2 separate regions of the Homo sapiens genome follow, and region 1 is linked to region 2. Evidence: read pairs that join two places in POLR2A ChIA-PET (ENCODE). Cell type or tissue: A673. All regions are shown on one strand. Each heading gives the region's core, and the rest is flanking DNA. Links, peaks and the distances in the headings are about the cores only. Region 1 has its middle 210 kb from the start of NUF2. Region 2 has its middle 270 kb from the start of NUF2.

Region 1 (5,389 bases), core at 82-5,081, 59 kb before region 2:
TGTTGGTTAAGGAACACATATTATACTCAGATACGAGAAATAAGTTCTAGTGTTCTATAGCACTGAAGGATGACTATAGTTAATAATTATTTATTCTATATTTTTACATAACTAGAAGAGAGGATTTTGAACGTTCCCAACACAAAGAAATGATAAATATTTGAGGTGATAAATATGCTAATTACCCTAATTTGATTATTATGCATTGTATACAGGTATCAAAATATCACACTTTACTCTGTAAATATGTATGAGTATGTCATTTTTAAATTTAAAAAAATTATACAGTATGCTGCCACCAGGTGGTGATAGCGGCAGCCTTTAATGGACAGTCTCATTGAACTGCTAGAAACATAGTTAAGACCTAGAGTTTCTGTCTAGCACATTACATTTATAAGAATAACTTTTTAAGATTTTGTTTTAAAACATAAGCTTTCTAGTGAAATCAAATGCTGGATGTTAAGAACATGCACTTAATAAGAAGATGAAGAGAGGAGTGAATATTTACTGAGCACTTACTATATGATTTTATATACATTATTTTATTTAACCTTCATGAAACTCTATCAATATACCTTAATGTCCTCAGTTTAAAGACCCTAACTTCTTTGTCCAGGGTTACATAGCAATGATATACCAGAGTTCAAACTGCCTGTATGTAAAGCCTGTATGGCTGTTACTATGCCTATATTTTGTGACTTTCTATCAATAAATAAAGCATGAATTCAGATTTAGTTAATATTTATGCATCTACTGTACCAAGTACTATGCTAAGTAATTATCACAAATGTGAGTACAATTTGGACTTCTTTCTATTAACCCTAATCGGTGTCTAACATTGTTTAATATAAAGTTGATCTTCCCTTAACTTGATAAGGCTTCTCTTTCTCTCAACCATGTTCTCCATCTGTCTCTCTGTCTCTCTCTTTCTTCTCCCTACCTCCTTAAAACTGAAACCTCCATAAGCTGCTACATGGTTTGGGGGTTTCAGTGGAAGACTTATTGTCAAGAATTCCTGCAGAAATAAGTCTACAGCTTTCTGGTTTGCAGATTTTCCTGTGTCAGTCTCAGAAACAATATTTCTTGACTTAGGGTAATAGACACTAATTGGGTGGCAGCCTTGCCCATACAGATCCCCTGAACTTCCTGTGGGACGGAAATTCTGTCTGCTTATTCTCCATTATATTGTTAGCTCTTCAAAATGCTTCTGATGGGCCAGGCACAGTGGCTCACGCCTGTAATCCCAGCACTTTGGGAGGCTGAGGCAGGTGGATCACCTGAGGTCAGGAGTTAGAGACCAGTCTGAAAAACATGGTGAAACCCTGTCTCTAAAAAGGTATTTTTTAACTGGCTTTGATATACGTCTGTCCTCTACTCTTACCCCTGCCCCGCAAAATTAGCTATAGCTATTGATCCAGAAGCTTTTAAATCCGAAGCCAGGCCAATCAGATCTTCTCTATTTCAAATCTGAAACTTTGATAGAAATTATAAGGATGAGAAGCATGGTTGCTCTGACAGTGGCTCCCTGTAGAGCTGGGGTCCTAACTCTTCTGGCCTACTCTAGTTGCTAGTGCTCCTGGGCCTTTTTATCTCTTCCTTTAGTTTTGAACTGCCTTAGTATTCTGACAATGTGGTTTCTCTTTCACTTAACCTTCATGGGGTTAATTTACCAATACATTTAAGCTGTCAGATGTAGTGGACAACTCACTCCATTCCCTCCCACCCTCCCTCCCTCCCTCCGTCCCTCCCTTCCTCCCTCCCTTCCTTCCTTCCTTCCTTCCTTCCTTCCTTCCTTCCTTCCTTCCTTCCCCTTCTTCTCCATCTCCCCCTTCTCCTTCTCCATTTCTTCCTCCTCCTTCTCCATCTGCTCCTCTCATCCATCCCTCTCTCATCCTTGTCCTATTCTTTAGCCTCCTTTGCTCCTAGTGCATTGAGAAACAATATTTCTCTTGCTTCTATTCTGCCTGAATCCATACAGTAGCTCAGGGCTTCTTTATGTCCTAACATAAAATTCTCCAAGGTTCTTCATGTTTCCCCTTCATGTTAAGTTTTACTTTCTTTCAAAGAAGAAGAGTATGTTCTGCCTGCTGATATGTATCTTCAGAGGCATCACTGTTCAGGGGTTTTTGACTTTTATATTTATTTATTCTCTTTATTGTGACGATGATCATCAGGCTCCAATATTTATAACTTGTCTCTATAACAGAACTCCTCAAAATTGATTTGTAAAACAGCTAGGAAACATTGTAGAATATTTGTTTTTACCAGAAGTATAAATAGTTTTCTGAACATTAAAATGGTTTCTTCAAGGTTTGGAAAGGATACACACACAAATTTGTTAATTTGTTTGACTGAGAGTTAGAAAAGTAGAATTTTTTTTCAAGAAATAAGATAAGGGTAGAGTTGAAGGTGATTAAAATAAAGCTACAGGAACTGAATTCAATTCAAGTGCCAGTATTTCTCCAAAGTCAAGAAAAGGGTATAGATGTGGCAATGGGAAAGCCTGTGCCTAAGTTATGTGCCTCACACAATGTACGGAAGAATCACCACATCTGTAGAGAGATTTACATTCACCATAGCATTTTATATCTTGAGGAAATATCTATGCATGCAAATATTTGAGCTGCTTGCCTTCAATGAATCAGTAGCCAATTACACATATTTAATGGGCAATTAAAAAACTAGTCATTTCCTACAAGATGGTCATGAAGAAAAGAAAATCTTGTGCCCTTACTCTTGACATTATTACCATCTCTCTTCCCTTTCTTAATCTTAATTTTGTAGCAAGAATGACAGGGAAATCCAGGAGAGTCTTTAAAGCACTTGAAAGCCCAGAGCATTTATGTGGGAGTTGGTGAGACTATGGGACATGGGACTATGAAAAGCTGCCCTGTGTACCCATCCAGGTTTACTCTGGACTTTGGATCTTATGAACACGAGATTGTGACCTGCAAATAAGAGCAGGCCTGCATGCGGAGGGAGCACTGAAGCAAGACTGACATCAGAAGTGATGGAAAGGAAGAGACACCAGGGCCTGGCTATTCCTTTTGTGCCCAAGTCACTCCCAGCCATTTCTGTCTGTCTTTTATTAAATAAAAATTGTGTATATTCATGGTGTACAGCATGATGTCTTGATACACATATGCATAATGAAATGATTACTAGACTCATGCTAATTAACATATTCATCTCCTTACATAGTTATCATCTTTTGTGTGTGTGTGGTGAGAGCACCTGAAATCTCTCTTAGTAAATTTCCAGTATAAAATACCTTATTATCAACTATAGTGATCAGGCTGTACATTTACATCTCTAGACCATTAATCCTACCTAACTATGATGTATATACACAAGTTAAGTATCCCTTATCCAAAATGCTTAGGACCAGAAGTGTTTTGGATTTTTACCTTTCTTTCAGATTTTGAAATATTTGCGTTATATTTACTGGTTGAGCATACCAAATCTGAAAATCTGAAACCCAGAGTGCTCCAATGAGCATTTCCTTTGAATGTCATATTGGTACTCCAAAAATTTTGGACTTTGGAGCATTTTGGGTTTTCATATTTGGGATGCTTAACTTGTATATATAAAATGGGCAATTATTCAGCCTTAATAAAAAAGAAGATTCTGTTTTTTGTGACAACATGGATGAAACTGGAGAACATTATGCTAAGTGAAATAAGCCAGATGCAAAAGGTAAAATATTATATAATCTCAGAAGTTTTTAATAGCCTTTCTAGAGAAGTACAGACTCCTGCATTTTCCCAGGACAAGACAAACATGCATAAGAAAGTAGGGTTAGATATTCAGATAGGAATCTGTTTAATGATGTGAACTCAGGAGCCCATGATAGGGTAATGGAAATCTAACCCATCTCTGTTAGGGAATTTTGCCAGCCTCTAAGGTGTGCTTTCTGCCCCTTTTAAATGTACCTCTACCAGAAATAGAGGACAATCCTTAATGATCCTTCAAAGCATAAAGGAGATTCCTTTCCCTCACTTCCTCTAGGTAGAGTGAGTAACTCCAGGTATGAGTTCCCATAGCCCTTTTACACAACTCTACTGTATTTTATCCCTTAAAATATTTTTTCTTTTCTTCTTTTCATTTCATCTCATTCACTGATTCATTCAAGCATAATTTGGGCCTCTAACATGCGTCTTCAGTGTGATGGGGGCCTCGTGGATGGCAAATACAGATATCACTAGGAAACATTTCCTGGACCCCAAAGGTCACAGCCTCTGGAAGCAAACATGCAGGTAAGAAAATGATTAAAGCAAGGAGATCGGTTTCACTGGACAAGGCGCTGGGAGCACACAGGGGAGGAAGAAACTTTCTGAGAAGGTTGGTGAAGGTTCCAGTGGAGATGAGTTGTGAAGGGTGAGAATAATTATTAAGTGAATAATGACCACAGAATGAGAGTGGGGACAAGCCTAAAAGTTCAGAGATGAATATGTACACATTGTGCTGTAGGAGACTTCTGGAGTCTCCTCTGGTCTGGGGTGACATACGTGACTTATGGGAAAGCCGGAGGGGAGGAGGCTCTGGAAGCAAATGGGGCCAGATCCCAAGCTTCTAACATATCTTGTTAAGGGACAAGGTTCTTGTTCCGAAGTCAGAGACTGTCAACCTAAGACAGAACAGCTAAGATGCTCCTGCAGGATTCCACGGGAGGGATGAAGAAGGCTGACAAAAGAGGTGGTAGCAAAGAAGGGGAGGTGGGATCCACTCAAGAGGGGGTGAAATTTTCAAGAATTTGTCATACCAGGTTTACCTGAAGCTCTCTCTGGGTTCTGTAAACCTGAGAGTGGTGCTGGTCTGCGTGGATTTCTTATCCTAGCGCCTTCCTCTGTGTATGGCAGGGCGTAGGTATACAATCTACACCTACTGGGCAAATGAGTGAATGGACAACTCACGGTCTTAGCAAAAAGAGTTTATCTACCTGGTTCTCTTTGGGAATGGGTTCTAATAAAAAAGAGAGGAAAAGGGAGAGAATGAGGGTAATAAAATACACGTTTAATTTGAGGCCATATAGTGAGGGATGGGAATGACCCCCCAAGTAACGATGCCATTGCCTCATCCCACAAGCAGCTTCTCCTAAAACGGTCTAATATGGGCTTACCTTTGGAGGTATTTGACCCACTGCCCACACCTCTCCCTCGTTTGAGCTGCCCTATCTCCTCAGAAACTCTCCTCCTCCTATCAACAAAGGGATACCAGTTAGGGCCAACCACCCAGCCCCACCTTCTTAACACAGCACTTAAAAGTCAAATGTTTAAAAGACATTTTCATGGAGCCTAATAGCACATAGAAAGTACTTGATAAATGGCAACCCTTATTTTTCTCTGTAACTTGAACCAGCTCATTACCTAAAAGTCTCTAGGTCTCTGCT
Region 2 (5,389 bases), core at 142-5,141:
ACTTTGTGTGTAAGCCAGGTTTTGCTGGTAAGAGCCTGGATGCTTAGCCTGGGAACAAAACATGGTGTATAACTGACTTTTGCAAGGGATTTCAATGTTGTGCTAGTTTTTCATTGCTGTTGTGACAGATTACCACAAACTTAGTGGCATAAAACAACACAAATGCTTTATCTTACTGATCTGTAAGTCTGATCAGAAGTCTGACAAGGTTGTGCTGAAATCACAGTGTTGGTGGAAGTATTCCTTCTGGAGGCTCTAGGGGACAATCCATTTTTTTCTTATTTCCAGCCTCTGAAGGCTGCCTACATCCCTTGACTGTGGCCCCTTCCAACTTTAAAGCCAAAGTCAGTGGTGGCCCGTTGAGTTTTTTTCACACTGGATGCAGTGGACTCTAACATTGACTCTTATGACACGTTCCCATTTTAAGGATCATTGTGTTGACCTTGTGTTCACACAAATAACCTAGGAGAATCTCCCTGTCTTAAAATCAGTGGCTTAGCAACCTTAATCCTCATTTGCGATACAATATATTCACAGGTTCTGGGTATTAGGATGTGGACATCTTGGAGGGCCATTATTTAGCCTGTCACAGATGTGGAACGAGCATTATTCTTATTCCTTTGAGATAACGTCTATTAAGTGCTTAGCTGCTTTTGGACCTATGGTGAGTATTAAACAAGGAGTACTTGACATGTTGATGTTCTGACTATTAGTATTAGTATTAGTATTAGTATTAGTATTAGTCATTCTTCCCCTTATTTCTTATTAAAATCAGAGTAAAATTCCAATGAGTAAGGAGTTTTTCAGCTACATATGAAGAAACATTAGTCATGAGAACTGTCCAAAGCTATCAATAGCTACCACATAAGATGTCCCTGTCACTGAGATGAGATTATGTCCTCCCAGGCTGGATAATGGCTTGGGGAGACACTGTAGAGAGAATGCTCACATCTGAGCTGATGGTCCTTCTACTCCTGAGGTTCCATCCTTTGTTGCCTCTGCAGAACTCCACAAAAACCGTAAGGTCCAACAACCTTTCTATTTTCTCCTAAGTTTTCCTTCTACTTTTCTCAGGAGTAGTCCTCACCCCTGACCAACACTGATATGCACCTTCATATGACATGTTGAAGGCAAAAATGACAAGCAGGTTTACCTTTGCTTTGGAAATGAATTTGCCTATTGTGCATGTTGGGCGTCAGCAACAAGAATTGCTGGGAATGGTAAGGAGAAAGTGCCAGGATCCGATGTTATGGATGTCAAATGCACTTCCCTGTGCTCCCCTCCCACCAGGATTCAATCTTACATTGGAACAAAAACCCAGAAAAATCCAGATGGTAGGTGGCATTTAAATCAGTTAGATGGATTGAGCTTTGTCTTTCTAATGAATGAGAATCATGAGACAGAATTTGCCATTTCTCACTGCTATCCACTTACCCAACCCCTTCCCAAGCTTCGGGGGCAGGGGACTTTCAAGTGCTATGGATACTCTTACAGACCAGATTAGGAGTCTAAGGCTTATTACTGGACTTAACTTCTGATGAAACATCATAAGTCAAACTGTAATAGAAGCTGTCCTGCATTGATGCAACAGGGGCCGGGGATTGTTTATAGTGGAGACCCCCACAGATATCCAGAATGATTCCCATCACAGTGGATAATAGGATTACTGACAGCATTATCTAAGTCCAATTACTCCTGAAAGGTGGATATGTGGAAATATCCTATCTCCGAGAAATTTTCCTTCAGCCTTTAAAGGTGATCAAATCCTTCCCATCTAATAATATAAAAACTGAGCAATATCTCTTTTGATTTGGCTACTCTATCCAAGCATAGTCTATTTTCTTCTTTTTTTCCCAAACAAAATGAAACTTAAGAAAAAAGTTTCCAAAACATTGTCTACATTCTCTGTGTTCATATTCTCTCCTCCTACTCACTTCTCTACCCAATCCAAATGAGTTTCTTTCCTATCTCTTTACTAAAATGACTCTTGATTTACTTCTGATCTTTGTTTCAAGATCTCTCTTAGAGAAGCCATGTAATCTCCAGATTTAGTCATCTGTGTATACGGAAAACTTTGCATATATACACTATCGTGATTAATTACTCTTAACATATTGGGTTAATTTTGCCCATAGAAAGTACTCAATAAGTACCAGATTAATAAATGTATGTATATTTGTTGCCAGCTAAAATCCTTCCCACTGTTCATCCACTGCTATGGCTATACATAAAGCTGTTGCCTGAAGAGTTTAATTTTTGTTGAGTTTCAGAAGGCAAAAAATAATGATGATGAAGTAATCTAGGGGAGTAGAGCTGGCTATATATTGAAATCTTAACTGAAGGTATGGACTTATATAATTGACTGTATATCATCCTGACTGACATCTTCTTGGACCAATTGAGACAATTCTATGCCTTGTGAAATTGGCTGAGGCAGTCAGCTTGATTGATCCAGTATAGTCAGGAGCTTTACTGGAAGCAACAACCCACTGTAGTGCTGGTGCAGCGTAATTGTATAGCTACAGTTTTTCTGTTGGTATAGAGCAGTGTTTCCTTCCTTCCTTCCTTCCTTCCTTCCTTCCTTCCTTCCTTCCTTCCTTCCTTCCTTCCTTCATTCCGTCCTTCCTGTCACACTAAGAAATACAATTTCTATTACAATGCACACATTTATACACATATAACTGAAGATAGAGTGCCATAAAACAAAATTTATCCTTATTACATTAGACACATTCTGATATTTGCTATTGCATTCTATGTCACTTTTTTAAATACTCATTGTGATCAACTGATTTGATTTTATGAACTATTGATGAGTTTTGACCTGTACTTTGCAAAAGACTGACTTAGACAAAGTCCACTTATTCCAGCCCCTGGGTTTATTGAGGTATAATTGGTAGAAAAAATTGTAAAAATTTAAGGTGTATAGTATGATAATTTGATATACATACATTGTGAAGTGACTGGCACTCAAGTTAATTAACACATCCACCACCTCATATAGTTAGTATTTGTGTGTGTGTATGTATGTATGTATGACAGCATTTAATATCTATTTTCTTATTAAATTTCAAGTATACGAAAGTATTAACCATAGTCACTATACTGTATATTACAATCCCATAACTTATTCATTTTAACTAAATGTTTGTACATTTTGACCAACATCTCTCGATTCCCCCACCCAGCTGCTCAGTCACCATTCCACCTTCTGCTTCTGTAAATTTGACTTTTTTAGATCCATATAAAAATGAGATCAGATAGTATTTGTCTTTTTTGTCTGATTTATTTTGCTTAGTATAATGCTGTCAAGGTTCAAACATGTTGTTGCAAGTGGCAGGATTTCCATCTTTTTAAGGATAAATAATATTTCATTGTATATACATACTACATTTTTAAATGAATTCATCTGTCAGTGGACACTTCGTTGTTTCCATGGCTTGGCTATGTAAAGCTGTAACAAACATGGGAGAAAAGATATCTAAGATCTTGATTTTGTTTCCTTTAGGTATATAACCAGACATGGGATTGTTTGGTCATTAGGTAGCTCACTTTTTTTGTTTGTTTTTGAGGGAGCTCCATACTGTTTTCCATGATTATTGTACCAACTTACATCCCCACCAACAGTTCACAAAAGGTCCCTTTTCTCTACATCCTCACAAACACTTAATCTCTTCTCTTTTTGATAATAGCCATCCTAATAGGTGTCATGTAGTATCCCATTGTGGCTTTAATTTGTGTTTCTCTGATGATTACTGATGTTAAGCACCTTTTAATGTACCTATTGTCCATTTGTATGCCTTCCCTGGAAAAATGTCTACTCAGGTCCTTTGTGTCAGGCCCCCGAGCCCATGCTAAGCCATCATATCCCCTGCGACCTGCAGGTATACATCCAGGTGGCCTGAAGTAATTGAAGAATCACAAAAGAAGTGAAAATGGCCTGTTCCTGCCTTAACTGATGACATTACCTTGTGAAATTCCTTCTCCTGGCTCATCCTGGCTCAAAAGCTCCCCCACTGAGCACCTTGTGTCCCCTGCCCCTGCCAGCCAGAGAACAACCCCCTTTGACTATAATTTTCCACTACCTACCCAAATCCTATAAAACGGCCCCACCCCTATATCCCTTCACTGACTCTCTTTTCGGACTCAGCCCACCTGCACCCAGGTGATTAAAAAGCTTTATTGCTCACACAAAGCCTGTTGGTGGTCTCTTCACACAGACATGTGTGAAATTTGGTGCCGTGACTCAGATCGGGGGACCTCCCTTGAGAGATCAATCCCCTGTCCTCCTGCTCTTTGCTCTGTGAGAAAGATCCACCTACAACCTCTGGTCCTCAGACCAATCAGCCCAAGAAACATCTCACCAATTTTAAATTGGGTAAGCGGCCGCTTTTTACTGTCTTCTCCAAGCTCTCACTATCCCTCAACCTCTTTCTCCTTTCAACCTTGGCGCCACACTTCAATCTCTCCCTTCTCTTAATTTCAGTTCCTTTCCTTTTCTGGTAGAGACAAAGGAGACACATTTTATCCGTGGACTCAAAACTCTGGTGCTGGTCACGGACTCATGAAGACAGTCTTCCCTTGGTGTTTAATTATTGCGGGGACGCCTGCTTTGGCTGCTCACCCATATTGCAGCGCAGGGCTGCTCACCCAACCCCTTCTCTCTGTGTCTCTACCCCTTTTCCACTTTCCCGGGGGGCAAGCACCTCCCACCCCTTCTCCACTTTCCTGGGGGGCAAGCACCCCTCACCCCTTCTCTCCATATCTCTACCCTCTCTTTTCTCTGGACTGGCCTCCTTCTCTACAGGCAACCTTCCACCTTCTTCTCCCTTAGCCTGTGTTCTCAAGAACTGAAAACCTCTTCAACTCACACTTGACCTAAAACCTAAATGCCTTATTTTCTTCTGCAATGCTGCTTAACCCCAATACAAACTCGACAATGGTTCCAAATAGCCAGAAAACAGCACTTTCGATTTTTCCATCCTACAAGATCTAGATAATTCTTGTCATAAAATGGGCAAATGGTCTGAGGTGCCTGATGTCCAGGCATTCTTTTACACATCAGTCCCTCCCTAGTCTCTGTTCCCAATGCAACTCATCCCAAATCTTCCTTCTTTCCCTCCCACCTGTCCCCTCAGTCCCAACCCCAAGTGTTGCTGAGTCTTTCCAATCTTCCTTTTTCACAGACCCATCTGACCTCTCCCCTCCTCCCCAGGCTGCTCCTCACCAGGCCAAGCCAGGTCCCAATTCTTCCTCAGCCTCCGCTCCCCCACCCTATAATCCTTTTATCACCTCCCCTCCTCACACCCAGTCTGGCTTACAGTTTTTTCTGTGACTACCCTCCCCCACCTGCCCAGCAATTTCCTCTTAAAAACGTGGCTGGAGCTAA

What was found. Peaks named below come from ENCODE experiments on the same cell type or tissue, not always from the same donor. Only the 100,000 strongest peaks of a DNase experiment are listed, where the experiment ranks them.
Region 1: POLR2A ChIA-PET joins it to region 2 with 7 read pairs; 1 of 35 experiments calls an interaction of 5 or more read pairs at or near these places.

The regions. Positions count from the first base shown.
Region 1 is chr1:163,528,620-163,534,008 of GRCh38, forward strand. No RefSeq gene overlaps it. Among named protein-coding and RNA genes, the nearest start is that of NUF2, 210 kb to the left of the region's middle. In A673, for the core only: a CTCF peak has its summit at 286; a DNase peak (open chromatin) is centred at 322; H3K27ac peaks cover 1,010 bases.
Region 2 is chr1:163,587,476-163,592,864 of GRCh38, forward strand. No RefSeq gene overlaps it. Among named protein-coding and RNA genes, the nearest start is that of NUF2, 270 kb to the left of the region's middle. In A673, for the core only: no CTCF peak of the experiment used is centred there; DNase peaks (open chromatin) are centred at 1,536 and 2,436; H3K27ac peaks cover 4,621 bases.